Regions from separate parts of the Mus musculus genome. Here all the other regions are linked to region 2. A link is a loop called in an ENCODE intact Hi-C map of the cell type or tissue named here. Cell type or tissue: heart. All regions are shown on one strand. Each heading gives the region's core, and the rest is flanking DNA. Links, peaks and the distances in the headings are about the cores only. Region 1 overlaps Nhsl1 (NHS-like 1). Region 2 overlaps Nhsl1 (NHS-like 1). Region 3 overlaps Arfgef3 (ARFGEF family member 3).

Region 1 (7,012 bases), core at 1,132-6,131, 75 kb after region 2:
CTAAGCCTCCCTGGCAAGGGCGGCAGCTCCCCTTCCCAGAGCCCCTGCAGTGACTTTGAGGAACCCTGGCTCCCCAGGTCCAGAAGCCAGAGCATTGTTAGCGAGGGTAGTAGCTTGACCTCCACCACCACTCCCAACGTGTATTCTCTGTGTGGGGTCACTCCGTCCCAGAGCGACACAAGTAGCGTCAAGTCGGAATACACGGACCCTTGGGGTTACTACATTGACTACACGAGCTTGCAGGAAGATCCAGGGAACCCCACCGGGGGCTGCTCAGCCAACACTGAGGCAGCAACTGGAAACGGGCCAGTACGCCACATCCAGGAGGGGTCGAGAGTCCCAGTGCCCCAAGTGCCGGGCTGCTCAGTTAGACCAAAGATCGCCTCACCAGAGAAGTCACAGAGAGTCACCTCTCCATCCAGTGGGTATTCTAGCCAGTCGAATACACCCACAGCACTCACCCCTGTGCCTGTGTTTTTAAAATCAATGTCACCAGCAAATGGAAAGGGGAAGGCCAAGCCCAAGGTACCAGAAAGAAAATCGTCTCTGATCTCTTCTATGTCCATCTCATCATCGTCCACTTCTCTCTCTTCTAATACTTCTACCGAAGGAAGTGGGACCATGAAGAAACTGGATACAACCCTGGCCTCGGCCCTTGCCCCTCCCCCTCCTCCTCTTCCCCCTCTGCCTTCTCCGTGTCTGGCAGACAAGTCCCCTTTTCTTCCACCACCTCCTCCTCTAGCAGATTGCTCCGAGGGCTCTCCTCTGCCGCCCTCTCCCATGTTCCCCCCTCCACCACCAGAAGCCCTTGTTCCCTTCTGCTCCCCCACCGACGGGTGCCTTTCTCCTTCTCCCACAGCAGTTAGCCCCTCTCTTCCAAGATCCTTGCCTCCTGTGCCAGCACCTCCACCTTTCTTGCCCTCATCAGAACCCCCGCCCGCTCCGCCTCTGGACCCCAAACTCATGAAAGAAAACAGGCCCTTTTTCAAAAACTCTAGCCAGTCCGAATCCTCTAGGGAGGCCCTCAGGCGGCCTGCCAACAAGGAGGAGGGCTGCCGACCCCCCATGCCCCTGATCACCACAGAAGCTTTGCAGATGGTGCAGTTGAGGCCAGTGAGGAAGAACTCAGGTGCCGGGGCAGTCCTGTTTTCTGAACCATCAGCTCAGGAACAACGAACTCCGACTGCTCCACAGTATCACTTAAAGCCATCTGCTTTCCTCAAATCCCGAAATAGCATAAATGAAATGGAGAGTGAAAGCCAGGCTGCCTCTGTGACGAGCTCGCTTCCGATGCCTGCCAAGAGCCAGAGTCAGGGTGACCATGACAGTGCAGTAGAGCGTGGCGGCCTTCCGAGCTGCAGCGATGGAGCTCCAGGCCCGGGTCCCAGCCTCAGGACCACTCTGCTCCCAGACTCTTCACCCAGCAGGAAGCCACCCCCCATCTCTAAGAAGCCCAAACTGTTCCTGGTGGTACCACCTCCGCAGAGAGATTTCACAGCGGAGCCCACAGAGAACGGGAGCGAAGCTTTCCCAGGCGTGCCCAGCCCTACCAGGGCAGAGGGGGAAGCTGTGCGGAGCCAAGAGGAGAAATCCAGCCCAGCATCCCGAGCTGGCTCTCATGCTACGGCCCCCACCCCCGGCAGTCCGGCTCTAGAACCGGGAACTGCAGGGTCCTTATCCTCTAGCATTGTGGAAGCCAATGTCCCCATGGTCCAACCTAATACATCACCGGGCCCCACACAGGAAGAGTCAGGCGAGAACAGTGTGGATGGTGAGAGAAATGCGAAGAGCTGCCTGTCTCAACAGGGCAGAGAAGGTAAGGCCGGCTGCTTTCTACTGCACTCTTCTGATCTTCTGGAGATGAGCCAAATAGGGCTACTGAGCTCTTTTGCAACCAGGTGAAGCAGCCTAGACTTCGGCAAAAGCCGGCAGTGTGTGGGCTTCTTACACCTCATTACCCAAGCTGCTTTGTGAGCATTTTAAAAACTAAGAGAAGAGAGGGAAAGAGAGGGGTGGGGGTGGAGGTGCTGGGAGGTCTGAGGCAGGCTGGGTATTCAGTAGCAGGAGAAACGCTCTTAAACAAATTTAAGAGCAATTTAGTCCAAAGTCTGTAGCAGGAAATAGCCCTGGCTGTCAGGCTAGCGAGTATCATTTCTACCTCAGGAAGAACTCAAACTACAGAGCCACGGGGCTTCGCCATGGTTCTCACACTGTCGGAAATGGCAGCAAAGTGGCATATTTCAGAGCCGGGCAAGGGACTGAAGTGCTAGTCACAGCGTCTAATGTTTGCCTGCCTTTCTTCTCTCTAGCTGGCTTGCTGGAACCCAACACAGCTGCTTCCTCTTCAGACCCCGTGGATGTATCTAAGGAAGAGGGAAGCGATGAGGTGCTGACTCCGACTAAACCCAGGACAACAGAAGACCTGTTTGCAGCCATTCACAGGTATCCCAAACTTTTGTCATATTTTAATATACTTTATAATTTCTTCTTTCTGGACGGGCTCCTCTGTTTGCATGAGGTTTTGTCTGTTGGCTAGCCACGGTTCGTTTAACAGTACTCAGTTTAAAGTGTCGTTCTTATACATTAATTACTTTTTAAAGTTTGATTTCTGTTTTACTTTGTTCCATTGATTCTGTGCTGACATCGAGGGCAGAATGTGATACCTTCTGGTAGACGCAGCTGTGGCTGGCAAGGCACCTAGTGTGCCAGTCATGTGACTGAGTGTTTACAAGATTTGGAACCGGTCTGGGGTGAGGAATGCTGAGTTCTGTGACTTACTGTACATAGACTAGCTCTACAGAGCCACCTTCCTAAGGGTGCTTCAGTTGATTTATTTATTGTTACTTTTTTGTTGTCTGTTTAGAAAAGCCATGATTTCATAGTGCTTTTTGTTGCCTCCTTCAAGACTTTGTTTCCTTTCTGTTTCTTGTCCCCCGACTCTTCTCAGATCTACTCCTATCCAACTTTATGCTTGCGCTCTCTCTCTCTCTGTCTCTCTGTCTCTCTCTGTCTCTCTCTCTCAAATGAAAATTAAAAGCCACTAGAAACCATGGAATACAATCTGTGTTGGCCGGCTCACCTAGCTGCTTCCCTGGAAAGTGATTTGAAATACCCAGTAGCACTCCCTTGAAAAAAACTGACTTTTCCTCTCCCAGTAGTTATCATTTGTGAGTAGCTTCTTGCTGAGGGCTGGGACTCTGCCCTCACTTTGCTCCTTTCTGCTGGGATTTTATCTAGCTTGCGCTTATTCAGGTCTTTTATAGGCTGTGCGTTCATTCCTATGTCTATCCCACCATGTCCAGGAAAATGCTATTTCCCCTGAAGTTGGCTACCACCTCTGGCGTCTGGCTCTAACCGTCTTTTCACCCACTACTTCTATATCCCAGAGCTTTGCTGGTAAGGATGCAAGGCTGAGCCATCCAGTGTCTCCCAAGGAATAATTTTTCTTTGGCAGGAGGAAAAAAAAAAGCGGGGGTGGGGTGGGGTAGGGGAAAAATCTTTAAATTTGTTGCTGTATACCTCTAGCGCCATCTGCTGGCTTTAAAAAGACCAGTTACTTTGTCAAAGGGAACTGCTTGTTACCTGGTAACAACTGATGGTTGATTACCTTAGAGTTTAACTGATTTAGTAATTCAGCTTTGCTTATTACATTGCTTGGCCGTATCCAGATGAGTGCACCCCTACCCCACAGAGGCAATATAGTAGAAAATGATAAGATTCAGATGTGTGCAAGTACTTTAAGAACCAGTGTTGTGTAAGGGAACCCCTAGCTGCTTACAAATCCTTACTACCAGGCTTTCAGATAACGCCTGCGAATATTTCTCTGCCATTAAGACTTTGTTTTGACTCAAGTGACTGTCCTTCATTTCCCTTCTGAGACCACGTACTCTATAAATCATTGGATTCCCTGAATAAGTAATCCATGTTAGCCAGCTCTCAAATTCTGGTGCGTCTGAGTTTAAGTGAAAAGGCCGTTGAGTGTGGTAGAAGAAACCCCCATCCTCACCTAACTATGTGCAACACAGGAACATCTAATGTGGGGCAAACCACGCTGGAATGGGCGTTAGACATTGAGTTGACAGACAATGGTGTGCAGGTTTCTCTCCTCTTGGCTTTGTTTGACCTGTTGCCTGCAGTATTGGTCTAAAAGGCCCAAAAGTCCAAACCTGTTGCCTCACTGGTTTCTTTGATCTCATTAGAAACAGAAAGAGTGGGGCTGGAGAGATGGCTCAGTGGTTAGGAGCACTGACTGCTCTTCCAGAGGTTCTGAGTTCAATTCCCAGCAACCACGTGGTGTCTCACAACAGAGGGATCTGATGCCCTCTTCTGGTGTGTCTAAAGACAGCTACAGTGCACTCATATAAGATAAATAAATAGACAGATCGATAGATAGATAGATAAATAAATATCTTTAAAAAAAGAAAAAGAGAGCTAGCTATCTGGTTCTTTCTTAAAACAAGGAAGTGAGAAATGGGTCTTTTGAAAACAAGCAAATAAAGTCACATTGTAGAGATTTACACCGATGTTCCTAACTGTAGCTGTGCTGGACACATTATAAACACTCAATAAATAGTTTCTGAATTAAATGAAACTAATTGGAACTTAACTGTCCTGAAATTCTTTTGAGACTTTAATGTCTTTCATTTAGCATGGAATGCACCAAGTTTCTAAATATACAGGAATCTGTATTTATAATCACAAGCCACAGAGAAGTGTGTTGCCAAGTTGCTGTGTGTACTAAATACTCTGTTGTAAGGGAACCCAACTGTTGCAAAGCCATGGTTACTGCAAATTTTTGTCTAAAAATACACCAAAGGGCTCTTCTATATTTTATTTTGGCAACCTTCAGAAGGCATTAAAGAATGTGTGGTTTCTGCTAGAGAGACAATGCCATCTCTTACAGATACAGAAATCATTCAGTCTATTACTCTCTGTACACATGGGAAAATTAGAGGCCAAGTAGCCTTAGGAATGGATTGAAAAGAAAAAGCTCAGATACATGCTAATTTCTGTTGTGGCATCAATACTGACTTAGCAGATGTAATCAGAGTCCATCTGAATTCTGGATCCTTACCTGCAGCACTGGCACTCGTGATGTAAAATACAGACGATCCAAACTGAAGCGTAGCTTTCGGAGTTCTAAAATAATGCAAATTAATTCTCTTCAGATTTAAAGCCAGATGGAAAGTGTAGAACACCAGTTGAGGTGTGAAATTTTTATATTTATTGAAGTGATTAGACTTTAAGCCATTGTTAACTATTTAAATGCCATCTTTAGAAACACACACACATACACAGAGAGAGAGAGAGAGAGACTACATGCAGAGATATCAGAAGTTCAAATTTAGTTTATTTTGTAAGCAGCAACTGCCCCCTGAGAATACCAGTTTTGTTTTCCTTTTGTTTTGTGTGTATGTTTTTTTAACTTGCCATTTCTTTTAGTTCTTTTTTTTTAAGATTTATTAATTTATTATATGTAAGTACACTGTAGCTGTCTTCAGAAAATCCAGAAGAGAGTGTCTGATCTCGTTATGGATGGTTGTGAGCCACCATGTAGTTGCTGGGATTTGAACTCAGGACCTTCAGAAGAGCAGTTGGTGCTCTTAACTACTGAGCTATCTCTTCAACCCCCTCTTTTAGTTCTATATCTACAATTAAATGCCCTAAATGTTACAGAGCATCGCTGTGCCTTTTTGTGCCTGAGCACAATCAAAACATTTTACCACAGGCTTGTGGTCCTTGGCTGAAATACCTAAAAGACCGAGAGGAGCAGAGTTGCTCTGGAAGGTAGTCATTCATTTCTCTTGTTGAACTTTGAGTAGGACAGTTGAAGAAAAATACTTTTGGCCACATTCTGCTGTCATGGGGAATCTAGTGCTCTGTCTTTAGAAGTAAATAATATCAGAGAAGCTCTTGGGCTCGTCTTTAATGATGGTGTGTGTGTGTGTGTGTGTGTGTGTGTGTGTTCAGGAAGTGGTCACAGGAAGATGACAGCAAGGTTGCCAAGGACTGACTGTTATTTTAATTTTGTTTTATTTCAGATCTAAAAGGAAAGTCCTTGGCCGGAAAGACTCAGAAGACGATCACACTCGAAATCACTCTCCCTCCCCGCCTGTGACACCCACGAGTGCTGCCCCTAACCTGGCCTCTCCAAAGCAAGTAGGGTCTATCCAGAGAAGCATAAAAAAGAGCACTACCAGCAGTGACAACTTCAAAGCTCTGCTGCTAAAGAAGGGGAGTCGCTCGGACACCAGCGCTCGCATGTCAGCGGCTGAGATGCTCAAGTCTACGGACCCTCGCTTCCAGAGATCTAGGTCGGAGCCTTCGGCAGACAGCCCGGACAGCCCATCCAGCTGCTCCCCCAACAAGAACAGGAGAGCTCAGGAAGAGTGGGCCAAGAACGAAGGCCTGATGCCTCGGAGTCTGTCCTTTTCGGGCCCTCGGTACAGCCGCAGCAGGACGCCACCCTCTGCGGCCAGCAGCAGGTACAGCATGCGGAACCGCATCCAGAGCAGCCCCATGACCGTCATCTCCGAGGGAGAGGGAGAACCTGCTGAGCCAGCGGACAACAAAGCACGCAGGGCCCTGGATGCTACCAGGGTGTGCTCTCTGGACAGACTGACGGGTCAGGAGATGGACCAGGCCAGCCTCCTCTGTAGCGAGGAGCCTGCCTCTGTGGATGGGATAGGAAGGGCTGAGGGCAACGGTCCCTCGGAGCAGTGTGGGGGTACGGAACAGAAGAGTTAGTATCAGAGCCTGCCTCTCATGAGTGAGGCAGGAAGGTGAGCTGTGCATCACTCTAGGAAGTCTCTGTGGCCTTTTCCTGGCTTGTGGGGACCCCACTCAGCATTGGTGTTGGGGAGGTCTCGGCCTTTCGGGTCTCTTAGGACTCACTCGCCGTGTGGCTTAAAAGCAAGTAGAAGCTTCAACTTCTGAAAGTGCTTCCTGGGGAAGATGGTTTGCTTTTGTTGTTTTGTTTTGTTTTTCCCAAAATGCTGGGTGTGTGTATATG
Region 2 (7,012 bases), core at 1,228-6,227:
AAGTTCACAGCCAGTGTGGGCTCCATAAAGCAAGAGTTGACGCATTCCCCTGACAAGAAAAGAAGTCTACAATCTGGTCTCCCTAATTTTTAACCTGTTCTTTTTAGCATGCCCAAGCCTGGGTTTAGGGATTTCTGTCACACCTGATGTTTCTCTGGGAACTCGTGGCAGGTGTCAGTTTTCTGTATCTCTGTGGCCTGTCTTACGGGCGCAGACTGCTGTGCTCATGGGAGTCTTCGCCTTGCCTGTCTAGCTGTTTTGATTTCTTCCCCGTCCTGTGACAACAGTCTCCCACCTAGTCACTTCCACCACTGAGTCTGCTCATGAGTTGTCTGTCTTGCTCTTAGTGGGCAGTTATAGCTTCCTCTGCATCTCCCTGAGATCTGCCCATTTGTCCCATTTTCAGCAGCCCATCTCTTGTTGGATTTATGGCAATAGCTTCTTACTCCATCCATATGTGAACTTCTCCATACACCGTGGTCAAGGAAAAGTTCATGCAATTGCTTGAGAAGTGCAAGTGGCCTCCGTTCACCAGACCTAAGACACAGGCAGGACAGATAAAATATGACCTTGGAAAGCAGGTTTCAGAATGTCATGTTTCCCAGCCCAGAGAGATCAGATGACTGACTCAAGGTCTTCAAAATGCAGCGCTGGGATTAAACCTGTCTGCAGCCCTGGCTTTCAGAAAGCTGTCTCTAACTGGAAGTTTATTGATTAGTTCTTAAGGGTATTGCTGGTTTATTCATTGTTCTTTGTATGCCAAGATTCTATAGACTACCATTTCATTTATTTTCTTCGCTTAAAGTAAGCTATTGAGCAGCTCTGTTATGTGATTGCCATGATACTTTATCGTTAATGTAGAAGATAACAGAATCTGGGGTAGTAATTACACTGAATGTCCAGGTTTATGATAAAAACACTTAGAGTGTCCCCCATGTTCCAGAAAACATCTAAGGACCTGGGAAAATGAAGTGTGAAAAAAAAAATGAAAAGGTAATAAGAAAAATTTTGGTTGGCTGGTTTTCCTGCCGACTTTTTAAAAGGGTGGCTTTGGAAGTGTTTGTTGTTGCTGTTTTGTTTCCTTTTAAGAGAATGTGTCAGGGCTGGGGTGGAGCTCAGTGGGAGAACACTTGCCTAGCATCCAAAAGCCCTGGGTATGATTCCCAGCTTTTCAAATAATAATAGTAATTAATAGATAATAGGGCAGTAAAGCAAACCTTTGCTAATCCTCTGCACGTTAGTGTAAAACAGAGGGGCCTCAAAGGACCATCATTGCAAACATTCTGCTTCTTTGTTTGTTTGTTTTGTTTTCTTTTGTTTTGTTTTTGTCCCCCCCCCCCCCCCCCCCCCCCCCCCGAGACAGGGTTTCTCTGTATATCTCTGGCTGTCCTGGCACTTGTTCTGGTTCTTTTAACTCCTTGCTAGAGCCCCTCACTGGTTAAAGGGCCTTAAAGTGCAACCGGCTTGGCTGGGCCTGCAGACCCTGTGTTTATTAGTAGACACTGCTGACTCCCCAGCCCTCATCTCTGAGCTCCCCTGCTGAGCTCTGGGTGAGTCTGTGTTGTGCAAATGCGTCTTTCTAGCCTTCAGGAACTGGGGTGGCTGCAAATCACTCTCTTCATCCAAGATGATATTTCTCTGATTAAAAAAAAAAGTATGAATATTTAATGTTTCATTATGATATTTGGATGTTTACGAGAAAATCAATATTTTTGAGTGATGACACATGTAAAAATTGTGTTTGTTTTGCCATTTGGTTGTTTTCCTTTGTGGTGCTGAGCATCTAACAGGGCCATGCTAGGGCAGCATTCTGCAGGAGTCAACCTCCAACACTAACTTGGGCTTTGACTTGGTTTTTGTGATGGAAGTGGTGGGGCTGAAGGGGGTGGGTGTTGTTCAGGCTGGCCTCTGTAGTATGCTTTGTAGCCCAGGCTGGCCCGATGTTCTGATCCTTCTGAGTGTTGGGACTATGGATATACCACTATGTCTAACTTAATAATAAAATTTAAAGAAACAAACAAGTCCTTCCCTTATCCAATGAAAAACTGTACTGCAGATTTTTTTTTTCCTTTACAAGATTCACTTTGTATTAAGTTACCAGCAAATTATGCTTTGGAGCAGGGCGTGGTGGTGCACGCCTTTAATCTCAGCACTCGGGAGGCAGAGGCAGGGGGATTTCTGAGTTCCAGGCCAGCCTGGTCTACAGAGTGAGTTCCAGGATAGCCAGGGCTACACAGAGAAACCTTGTCTCGAAAAACAAAACAAAACAAAACAAAACAAAACAAAACAAAACAAAAAATTAAGCTTTGGAAAAAATACTGTTGCTGTTGATACTGTTGCTTCATATATGGTAAAGCAATTTTCAGCCTTCCTTGGAGAGACTTTATTATGCTGAGGTACTCTGAAAAAAATATGTTCACTTAATAGATACTTAGCCATGGAGTGTTTTCCTTTCTTAGTATTTTTGGATCTATGACTGTTAGAGTTACTCTGTCAGTGAAGGGTCTTCCCATTAGGCTCCACCCCTCCAGAGGAGCTATAGATAGTAGAAGGTTGCATGTGGAGGGGGGAGAGAGATTCCTTAGTGAGGAGGCTATGAAGCCAAATAACCACCAACCCTGATGATGATGTGAGCAACCAAAACCAAAGACAGCAAAGCAGGAGACAGACTGGGGAAGGATTTGTTGGAAGGGATAAGAAAATGATGTGGGGGAAGAAAACTCTCTCTCTCTCTCTCTCTCTCTCTCTCTCTCTCTCTCTCTCTCTCTGTCTCTCTGTCTCTGTCTCTGTCTCTCTCTCCTGTGCCAGTGCTTGGTTGCCCGTCCCCTTTCCATAAGCACACACACAGGAGTAGAGAGAGGGTCAAGAGCCAACACTGTAGTGTGTGTTAGTTGCCTTCAGCTTTAGATAAGTAGGGTGGCTGCAGAAGTTGACGCTGTAGGGTACAGAAGTTACTATGAAATTTGTATCTTTTACTTTGTTGCCTTTTTAACATATGGATGAGTTTGGAGAACACCTTTAAAGTTGATCTTGTGGTTCGCTTTTCAGTTCTCTAGAAATGCCATCCACCAGAAGATACCCGGACCTTATTGAGTTGATACTCTTAGTGTTTGGGGTGGTGAACACAGCTGGGTCCATACTTGTTGGGCCGTTGATGGAATTTGAGCAAAAGTTTGCTCTAATTTGCTTAGCTTCTGATCCAGGAAGTTCAGTGTAAATAGCTGCTACTGGGTTTACATCCAACTTGATGGATGGGGCATCTCCACCTCCAAGCATTTGGGAGCATGGCAATAGTCCCCCCTTGGCCTGCAGTGGGGACTGTCACAGCTTTACATTTCCTATCCTACCAGGCTGGCCTGCCTTCCAGGCTTCCCTGCATTCATATATGAGGTTTGCAAGCAAGGCTCTTCCAGCAGGCTCGCATTCTGAATTGATGGTGTGTTAAGCAGTAACATAGCAGTTTGTTTGTATCTACTGGCAACTGGAACAGCCCTGGTCTGCCAGTCTGGAAGTGGTAGTCAGACTTGTGTGCCATCAGTGCTGACCAGCAGGTGGCAGCAGCTGCATTTTGCCATAGCAGTCCTGGCAGGATAGAAGGTAAATTCCTTGTCTGTCCAGAGATTTGGCAAGACAGCGAATATTCTTTATAGTGTGTGTACGTGCACGCATGCACATGTGTTCATCTTGTATTTTTCCCTCTCAATATCATCAGAGTGGACTCTGTTGTCTGCCTGTATGTGCTCTGGCTTTGCCTTCATAACTACTTTTAAAAGTCTGTCTGTTTTGGTTCAATGATCTGATATTTTTTCCCAGAATAAAGACACTGCTTTGATTTATGTGTGTGTTCTTTATTGGAAAACTTGTTAATACTTCGTAATTGTATATGATTAAGGTTGATGGGAAATGAGCATTTTAAAAATGATCACAGAGAAACCCTTTATGGCAGTGACTTTGGTCATGAATGTAGTTTCTATGACCCCCCATCCCAAAAGGGAATCATTTTACTCTATTTCTTTTTCGTCAACGTTAGTTTACAATTGTTCAGTTGTTTTTCTAAGTTATTTTCACCCATACCTGAAACCTTTTGTTAAAAAGTGTGTGTGTGTGTGTGTGTGTGTGTGTGAGTGAGGTGGGATTGGGGGAGGGGTTCGTGGGGTCAGAGGACAACTCTAGGCGGTTGGTTCTCTCCTTTCACCTTTTCATGGTTTCTGAGGACTGAACTTGGGTTGTAAGCCTTGCCTGGCAAGTGCCTCTAGCCAACGAGTCATCTTGCCAGCTCTCCTCCCCTCTTTGAGATAGGATATCTGTGTAGCCCAGGCTGGCCTTGAACTAAGGTTCCTCCTACCTTTATCTCCCAAGGGCTGGGACAACAGGCAGGAAGTGACTCTTGGCTTATGCAGTCCTGGGGATCTAGTCTGGGCTCCATGAATGCAAGACAATGGAGCTATATCCCCAGGCCTGTAATTTTTTTTTTCCAGTACATAGATTTCTATCTTATACAAAAACCCCTGTGTTCAACTCTTTCTAGCCAAGTGAAGCCTAGCAGGCAGAGTACCTCACCTCTGTTCATGATCTCTCTCAAGACATTCTGCAAGCCCCACGCTGTCACCCCGCTGGCACCAGGTGGTGTAACCAGGTTCAGATGCAGACTGAGTTATAAGCTGAAGGGCGTGGTACCTGGGTCTGTGGAACTCAGAGGATGAACAGAAGAGGCTGGGGAATCAGGCCCAAGCCTAGCTTTCAGGAACAGGCTGACCCAGGGAACTGGCCCTCACTCCTGGCAAAGCCAGCGACCAGTTTTTGAACCCATGATCACATTGCTTCAGCTGAATGCCCTACCAGCCAAATGAGTGCCACACGCTTCCATCCTCCAGGAAGTCCGAGGCTGGGCACAGGTACTTCAGTTACTTCAACAGTCAGAGTTGTCAGTAGAAATCATCCAGTTGGCAATGAGCACCCTACTTTTCGAATATTAGACTCAGCACTGATACATATGTGCAAGAGCATCTGTGAAAAGCAGTGTGCCTGGGACTGGGAGAGGAGTTGTGACAGGGACTGTGCACCATTGTGTATTCATATCTCCATATTCCCAACTAGCCAGCCACATGATGTCTTCTTTATGCCTGTGCCCCTGTTTTGTATAGATGCTCCTTCTAGTAAACTCCCTCGTCAGAGTCTAGCTCATGGGCCACCTGTTCCATCAAGTTTGCCTTGATCTTACTTCTTCTGTATGACTACCACTCCAGGCATGCATTCTGTAATTTATGCCTATTTACCACTTTATTTTATTTGTCATCTTCTAGCAGATGGGACTCTTCCAGGCTAAGGAATAGATTACTCATTGTGGGTTAAAAATAGAGTCTTGAGTCCTACCCAGGGCTCAGCAAGGTAGGTTTGATTGCATGCACCCCCGCTGCGCTGCCAGGTGGGCACTGGGATGTGAGAAACCACAGGACCCTGTCTGGGCCGAACTGAGGCCAGGGACGTCAGGTTCTCAGTCTTGGACACTGCAGACGCTGCTGGATGTCTAGGAAGAGCTGAGAATGGAGCAGGTGGACCCTCGGGCAGGCTCTGGCCTGCGGCTGAAGGGAAAAGGACAGAAGAAGGGAGCTCCAGCTGGGTTCCCATGGGGAGGAGAGTCCTAGACCTGCTAGGTCAGCTTGGCTTGGGTTGGCTGGCAGTGTCCTAGCTGAAGCACGGGGAAGCCTCCTGGGCGGAAGGTTAGACGCATGACTAGTTAGGGGAAGGCCTGTATCCATTGCTCCAGCTGAATGCCCTACCAGCCTGATAAGAAGAGGCAGTCCATGGCTTTAAGATGTTTATAGTAGAAAGGCAGAGAGAGGGAGAAGAGTAGAGAAGTAGAGACTGTAGCTGCAACAGGAGCCAGGGGCCCAGGGCCTAGGGCATGTGGCCAAACCCCTGCTGGAAGTCACCACCTACCGAGTCACTGGGGACCAGGCTGTCTGTGCACAGCTCACCACCCCACACTCATATCATTCAATTTGATTGTTTAAGAAGAATTTCCAAAGCCAGCACAGGTGTAGTTCCTGTCTCCCAGAAGCACAGTCTTCATAGTGGGACAGAAGAGAATCATGATAGCACATATATGTGACAGAGGAATGGATATTCCACTCCAAAAGTGGCCATGACCGTTAAGGTGCAAAAGTGGCCATGACAGTTAAGGCAAGAAGAGGGTTTCTGAGAGTTTGTCTGCATCTTAGCATCTGCAGAGCCTAGGGCAGTGGTGGGATGAAGCTTTAATTCATTGCAACACTGCAAATGAATTGAATGATTTCCTTGTAGTGACTTTTCTCTCTCGGGTTAAAAGCTTTTTATTGATTTGAGAACCCACAGGCACTTTAATGTTATTTTTTTTTTAATGTCACAAGAATGAATCCTGTAGAGCTGTTATGTTTAAGTGTTTTTCCTTTTTAAAGATTTTTAAAAATTTTATTTGTAAGGGTGTCTTGCCTACATGTACATAAGTATACTGTGTGTGCAAAGGGCCCCTGGGTACTAGAAGAGAGTCCTTCTATGGGTGCTAGAAGATAGTGTTGAGTCCTCTAGAACTGGGCTCACAGAAGGTTGTGAGCTGTCATGTGGTGCTGAGAATCAAGCCAAGGTCCTCTGTAAGAGGTCTTAGCAAGTGTTTAAAAGAAACCCCTTGTTTCTTTTCATGTAGGAACTTATTAATTTAATGGAATGATATTAGTTGCATGCCTATGAGTATTAGATATGATGTCATTCCTCTATACCCTGAAGAGTCAGTGAGCTGCACCCTCTATGGAATGGTCAAGATCACTTGTACCTGGGAGATTCAGTCACTGAACAGACCACTAAACAAAGACAAGTCATAGTTGTATGAAACAATGTCACTGAAAGAGGCTGAACAGAATTCAAAGGTCAGGAGATGTTTATTGCCTGAAGAAATGACAAGCTAATCAGAGCCCCAAGGGATAATGGAGAGAAAGCGGGATGGGGGAGGGGGGAGGTACTCCATGGTTTGTTCCAC
Region 3 (7,012 bases), core at 767-5,766, 150 kb after region 2:
ATAGAAGGTGCTTTTATTGTAGCAATAGAAAAAGAATGAAGAAAATCTCTTTGGAGTTGGAACCAAGTGTCACCATTGTTACCATCCTGTTTGCCACACCTCTTCTTGTTCTTTCTGGGTATTAAAAATTAACCCCTCTGTAGGTATGTACAAACCCCTCAGTGATTCTCTGTTAGTTGTTACTATTTTTCTTTGAGAACTGGCCTTACTGAGTAGCCTAGAGTGACTTAGAACTCTAAGTCTCTTTAATTGCCCTCCTGAGTTCTGGGATTATACATGCATACCTGGCAGTTACATCATCGTTCTCAATATCTTCACATTAAAGAGACGGGAGAGTGGAACTATTTAGTAACATTTTCACAAGAAGAATTTTATGTCCTCATCATACATGGGAACAATATTCTAGACTCCAAAATGGAGCTTGTTAGGAGTGGGTATTGGAGCAAGACCCTAAGACTTGAGACAACCCTCCCCCCTCCCAGAGTGGTACATAGAACTCGGGAACAGATTGAAGCAATCTACTTGGTGACTAGGAGCTGGCAGTGGGCACTAAATCTCAGGCTCCATCCACCTTCAATTCTCACCCTCCTCCTCTGCCCCCGAGCACTAAGCACATGTTGACTGAACACCAAAGAGGGGGAACTATTAATTATACATTATTTCTGAAAGGCAATCCACAAAGTGAGTCACTACCATAAAAGACAACTTCTTGGGATTCTATGATAAAACCCCACCCTTGTAAAGAGCCAAGGGACCCTCTCCTCACCTAATGCAGGAACAGCCCACCCTGGAGATGGTTTCTGTGGGCTTGGCCACGCATACTACCAGTAGCTCAAAGAGATCCTTCAGCATGGTGTTGATCATACTCTCATACCTGATGTCTGCAGGAAGAAGGAGTAGATTCTTAAAACTCTAGTGAAACAGGGGAGAATGGAATGGCCATCTCTGGCAAAAGAAGAAAGTCTGAGACATCTAAATGTATCTAAAAAGAAAAATTCAAATATACTTTCCTTGGTGATGAAAACTGAATTATATTTAGGTGCTCTTGGGCAAGAAAGCAGTCCTGTCTCAGCTTGGGGATTTCTGAACCTCTGTCTATCTGGCTTCCATTTGCACAGCATTTGTAGACTAAAGGAAACGGAGGTCTCCAAGCCAATCTAATTGTCCACTCTAGGACTGTATCTGTGTGCTTTCCTTAGGGTCCTTGTGAGGCTACAGAAGCAATTTTCAGTGGCATTGCTTCCACACCCCTCAGTGCTTGCTCAAAAATACCAACCCCCTGAGACACACTCACTGCCTTCGTGTGGAAATCCCTTTCTCCTCCACCAGCTGTGGAAATCCCTCCCCACGCCACCAGCAGCTTTATTCTGCAGGACAAATTATCCTCACTGAATTTAGTATCGACGCAATTTCCTATTCTTGCTTTAAACTCCTTGGGGCCCACATTCTGCTTGGTCTCTTTTGTCTTTTCTAGCAAGAAGGCCTCTTGCTTCTGTGTATTTTCCCCTTCTGTTTTGACGCTATGCTTCTTTTTCCTCCCAAACCTCCCAAACCAGCTCGAGAGCAAAGTCTGACTCTCACAGAGGTCCCTGCTCAGGTCCCCAGGCTGCTGCCCTGCCTGTCCTTCTCTATCTGCCACTTTCAACATAACTCTCCACTAACATGTATATTTTTCAAAGTGCCACAGGGCACTAAGGAACTTCCCCTTATCTCTGTCCTGATAAGTAACTTCAAGTTGGTAACCACAGCCCTTTCTAAATTCTATTTCTTTTATTTGCTTTCTTTTGATGAAAAAGCACAAACAACAAGATATACCACCTCTGCATACTCTGGCTATGAGGATTTTAAAAAGCTGTGTATTTGAATAAGCCTTTCCTCTTATGCCTAGCTACATTGGACCTGCTATTAGGTTATCGTATCTTCAACAAAGGCATTTGCACCAGCGTTTCACGAAGCACTTTGAGAAGCCTGGAGAAGCAATGCCTACAAGGGCAGGCTCTGGCTCTGCAGCTACCTGAGTGTAGAAAGCTTTGAATGTGTTCCACCACCAGCTCGCAGGACAGACCAATGGCGTGCTTGAAGTTAGCAGATGCCACATCCCAGTAGGAATGGTCCTTGTGGCTACGGAGGAGCCACAGAGACATCACAGGAAGGAGAAGGTGAACAACTGCATAGATTCCAAACCCAGGGCCTGAAAAGGAAAGAGGAGGGTCAGAATTACCATTCCAAAAGGGATGGGGGCTTCTTGCTATGGCTGGTATCAAAGATCTCTTTCAAAAATTTTTTCCTATTCTTGAGAAAGTGTGGGGAGAATTGACAACTCACTGGGGGCAATAATGGGCATTTTACTTCTTTGTATGACTATAGCTCTGCAGGTATACGAATAGACATAAAAAATTCAAATATTACCAAGTTAAAATGCCTCTTGATCTCTTAGTTCTCATAGTCAAACATATAAACACATATGTGCATTTAGGAAAGAATGTCAAAATATATTATATATACTTACACAGAACACCAAGGTATATAGTTTTATTTATAATAGTCTGAGTCTCACTCTGTTGTCCAGATAGGCTTTGAACTCTTGGACTTGTGTTTCCCTGGCAGAGCCAACTGTGATTTCACCCATTTCCCACCACACTAGCTTAGAGCTTTAAACTACTTTGATAACTATGGAAAACAGAGTTTACATTATCAAAAAATTTAAACAATCCTTATTTTCACTGATCACTATTTTCATTATATATAGGTATACTTTATTAATCAATTTCAGTGCTGATGAAAATTTAAGACGTGAGTCGTCTTTTTATTCTGTAGGCAATGCTATAAAGATTATCTTTGTGCTTCTTTAAAGAAACACTAATAGATTTTTAAAAATTGATTTTAAAAGCAAGGTACAAATAGGGTGGGCTGGCACATGCTTATACTCCTAGCACTTGGGGGTCAAGACAGATTACCAGTTTCAGGCCAATGTGGGCTAAACAGTAAGATCCAACAAGAAAAGAAAAAGATATCAAAGATAACATGAACATTACATAATATAGAGGAACAAAACTTACATACAACCGGGCAGTGGTGGCGCATGCCTTTAATCCCAGCACTTGGGAGGCAGAGGCAGGCAGATTTCTGAGTTCGAGGCCAGCCTGGTCCACAGAGTGAGTTCTAGGACAGCCAGGGCTACACAGAGAAACCCTGTCTCGAAAAATTGAAAAAAAAAAAAAAACACTTACATACAGATATAATTCCATTTTAACATATTTCCTTAAGGTACTTCTTGAATGAACATGTATGAATGTGTATTTTTAAATACATAAATTCCATATAGGTGATTCTACATTTAAAATAATTCCTTGAAAATGTCATAATGTTATTCATATTTATTAACTGCTTTTCACTTAGTGTTAAAAAAACTTTAGTATTTAAGAGACTTTAACAAACATATATTTATTACGTTAAACACTATTCATATAAACATTGAAAATGGTGCTTAGTAATGAGATATATTTAGAAGTCATGGTGCATAACTTTGTTTAGTGGGATGCTTTTAATTTTTAAACATATGAGAATAGCTACAAACTTTACAATGAATTTTAAGCAGGTGTTAATAATCAAGTCATCACAATGATGAATAGACAGCTCACTGTGGAACTGGTTAGTAGCTTCATTAAGGTTCTAATTCCGTTAGTAAAAACTAAAATTCAAAGTCTGGCTGCTCTTAACTGACCCTTCCTAGTCCAGAGGATCAGAGTTCGATTCAGAGTTCAGTCACCCTTACAGTAGCTCCCAATTGTCTGACTCCAGTTTCAGGGGATCTGATGCCCTCTGCTGGCCTCTCCAAGTACTGTATGCATGTGGTACACAGACATTTATTTATGCAGGCAAAGCACCCATAAAATAACAGTCCCATAATCAGCCTCCAAACGCTGACACCATTGCATACATTAGCAAGATTTTGCTGAAAGGACCCAGATATAGCTGTCTCTTGTGAGACTATGCCGGGGCCTAGCAAACACAGAAGTGGATGCTCACAGTTAGCTATTAGATGGATCACAGGGTCCCCAATGGGGGAGCTAGAGAAAGTACCCAAGGAGCTAAAGGGATCTGCAACCCTATAGGTAGAACAACAATATGAACTAACCAGTACCCCCTCCCCCCCCAGAGCTTGTGTCTCTAGCTGCATATGTAGCAGAAGATGGCCTAGTCTTTCCATCAGTGGAAAGAGGGGCCCATTGATCATGCAAACTTTATCTGCCTCAGTGCAGGGGAATGCCAGGGCCAAGAAGTGGGAGTGGGTGAGTGGGGGAGCGGGTGGGGGAGCAGGTGGGGGACTTTTGGGATAGCATTGGAAATGTAAATGAAATAAATACCTAATAAAAAAAAGAAAATAAAAAAAACCAACAACAAAAAAAAAGAAAAGAAAAAAATAACAATAAAAACACCTTACATTTCTATAAAAAGTTTCTTTGACTGAGGAAACTTTGAAATGAATAATAACTGTGAACAAGAGATGCATTCCTAAGGTCTCTTTCCTACACAGGAGACCATCTTAGGCAGTAGGTATCCTTTTCCAATTCCAATCACCACGACAAGAGGCTGCTTGGTATGGTATGTGCGCATGAGTGGTGGGTCAGTTGAGCTCTCCTAAGAGCACTGGGGCTGCGAAGGCTGTAAGATCTGGCCGAGGAAGAAGGCTGCAATCATGTCAAGTGGCAAAGCCGGCTGTCCTATGGAGGCACTGATGGCACAGATGGATTGATGTGGGATTCCAACAGCACCAACGAACACATCTTTGGTAAAAATTTCAGGGATATATCTTACCCATGAAACATCATTGTAGCCATCGAACACATATTTACTGAGCATCTACTGTGAGTGAAACTTGGCCTTAACAGTGAAAAACAGTTAAATATCCAAAGAGACACCTTCTTGAAAATAGTTAAATGTCTAACAGCATATAACTCCAATAGAAACAGATATAGACATTTACCAGGTGTTTTGGTAACATCTCTCAACAGCTCAAAGAGTAAATCTAAGGTGGGTGGTTGGTGTTGCCTTGGACAGTTGGACACAGCTGCTGTTAGCTGCTCCAACAGGATGATCCAGACTTCTATCAGACCTGGAAAAAAAAGGCAGACTGCTCAGAAACCCAGCTCTCCATCAGGAAGAATAATACTTGCAAGATCCGAGCTAATTCCATGTACGAATGGCAAAGGGCATTGGGATGTCAATTGCCAAAGAGTGTGTTAGCTCTAGGTGCCCACAAGCAGGCAAAGGTCAACTAATATGGTCTGACAAAGTCAAAGGAAAACACAAGACTCTAATTCTTCCTGAACTTTACCTTCTAAAAACAGCAGTGACTGAAATGACTGTCAGACTTCTTGGGAACTAGTCATATAATTATACAGATATAGAATTATTTATTTAGCTTTATTTCTGTCTATCCTCTTGTTTTTCTCTTGAGACAGGGTCTCATGTAGCCTATGCTAGCCTCAAACTTGCTATTTACCCAATGATGACCTTGAACTTCTGATTGGAAGTTTCCACCTCTCATATATGTGCCTAGTACACAAATACATAAACAGTTTTAAGAACTGATACATGCTCAGATAGTATCATGCATGGATTTTCAATATACATAATTTACAGCCCAGTGAAAAATGCAAATATAAATATAAATCATAAGCATACATAGAATACACAAAGCTAGACATAATAGCTGACAAGGTAGATGCCATTATCAATTTATAACCAGTCATCTCCCAAGTTCTGGGATTTAGGGACTTGTTACACATCATACTATTTATATAGTGCTGGAGATCAAACCCAGGGCATCATTCATGTGAGGTAGGCTCTCTTTCAAATAGATACATCTCTATCCTTCCTGCCTATTATTTTAAAATAATAAAATGTGCTACTTCCACTATTTTCTTTGTAACTTAAGTGGCATTAATTGTGTGCATCATGCAATGTAAGTTGTCATCTCACACAGACACTCTGTAACCAGCTTTCCACTGTCCCCCAACTCCAGCTCCAGCTATCTCCTAATCTAAGCCAAGCTGCTTTGTTTACTATGGTAGTGTTGGGAACTAAAAAGGAGGCCCTGGGGAAGGGGGAGGGGAACCCACACCCTGCCAGCGTTTTACCTATTCTCTGGTCTGTCAGGCATGGGAGAGCTGCCATACACTTTCCACTTAGCCATGGGTGTGCATTCAAGCCTCTGACCCACTCTTCAGGGGGTGGCAAGGGGCAGCCCTACCTGGGGAGCCCTGCAGCTACTTTGCTAAAGCCACCAGGGTTATAGGAAAGAGGGATGAGGTTCCCAACAGCTGCGAGAGTGAGTGCAGGGGATCTTGATGAGCAAAGACTATGCTTTTAGAGCTTTATTATAGAAAGGCAGGGAGAAGGAGAGAAGGGAGAGAGAGAGAGAGAGAGAGAGAGAGAGAGAGAGAGAGAGAGAGGGCTAGAGAGAAAGAGAGTAAGAGGGAGAGAGGAGAAGAGAAGACAGAGAGGAGAGAGGGCATGAGAGTGAGGGGTAAGAAGCAAGAGAGACTAGTGAGAGAGAGCAAACAGGGGCTGAACCGCCCTTTTTATGGTCTTTACTGTTGCTAGGTAACTGGAAAGGAGTTTAGCCTGAAGGTCAGAAGCTTGGGCCATTGTCTATGTGACTTCTAGTCATGCTTCTCTTGTGGGGGCTGTGTGTGTGTGTGTGTGTGTGTGTGTGTGTGTGTGTGGTAACTTAGGCAGGGGCCAGAGTTCCAGGAGCACGAGGGAACGCCTACCATGTCATGAAGGTGAATTATCACCATTCAGATCTCAGCTCACCTGGAGACCAGCCTGTCTGTGCAGAGTTCAATGCCCCACAAGGTAGGATTAAGGTGATCTATCTCTATATTTGCCAAATTGGTTTGCCACTTCCAGCTCAAGTCCCTGGAGGAAGTGTTACTTCAGAAAGGGCCAGGTGGCCTTCCTTTGTGCAACAAGCCATAAAGATGACTTGATAAGGGACATTGTT

What was found. Peaks named below come from ENCODE experiments on the same cell type or tissue, not always from the same donor. Only the 100,000 strongest peaks of a DNase experiment are listed, where the experiment ranks them.
Region 1: a loop joins it to region 2, with 6 times the contacts of the local background. A loop is called at or near these places in 27 of 42 quality-filtered maps.
Region 3: it touches region 2 in a loop (12-fold over the local background); 6 of 42 quality-filtered maps call a loop at or near these places.

The regions. Positions count from the first base shown.
Region 1 is chr10:18,525,227-18,532,238 of GRCm38, forward strand. It overlaps Nhsl1 (NHS-like 1), which reads left to right. Exons shown (of 7, transcript NM_173390.3): 5 at 1-1,816; 6 at 2,310-2,442; 7 at 6,042-7,012. The coding sequence ends at 6,747. Among named protein-coding and RNA genes, the nearest start is that of Hebp2, 17 kb to the right of the region's middle. In heart, for the core only: CTCF peaks have their summits at 3,551 (motif pointing left) and 4,355 (motif pointing left); a DNase peak (open chromatin) is centred at 1,305.
Region 2 is chr10:18,450,032-18,457,043 of GRCm38, forward strand. The region is part of intron 1 of Nhsl1 (NHS-like 1); the gene reads left to right. Among named protein-coding and RNA genes, the nearest start is that of Nhsl1, 46 kb to the left of the region's middle. In heart, for the core only: no CTCF peak of the experiment used is centred there; DNase peaks (open chromatin) are centred at 3,510 and 5,700; H3K27ac peaks cover 2,585 bases.
Region 3 is chr10:18,598,420-18,605,431 of GRCm38, forward strand. It overlaps Arfgef3 (ARFGEF family member 3), which reads right to left. Exons shown (of 34, transcript NM_001033258.4): 27 at 4,988-5,116; 28 at 2,015-2,191; 29 at 767-881. Among named protein-coding and RNA genes, the nearest start is that of Hebp2, 56 kb to the left of the region's middle. In heart, for the core only: a CTCF peak has its summit at 3,823 (motif pointing left); no DNase peak of the experiment used is centred there.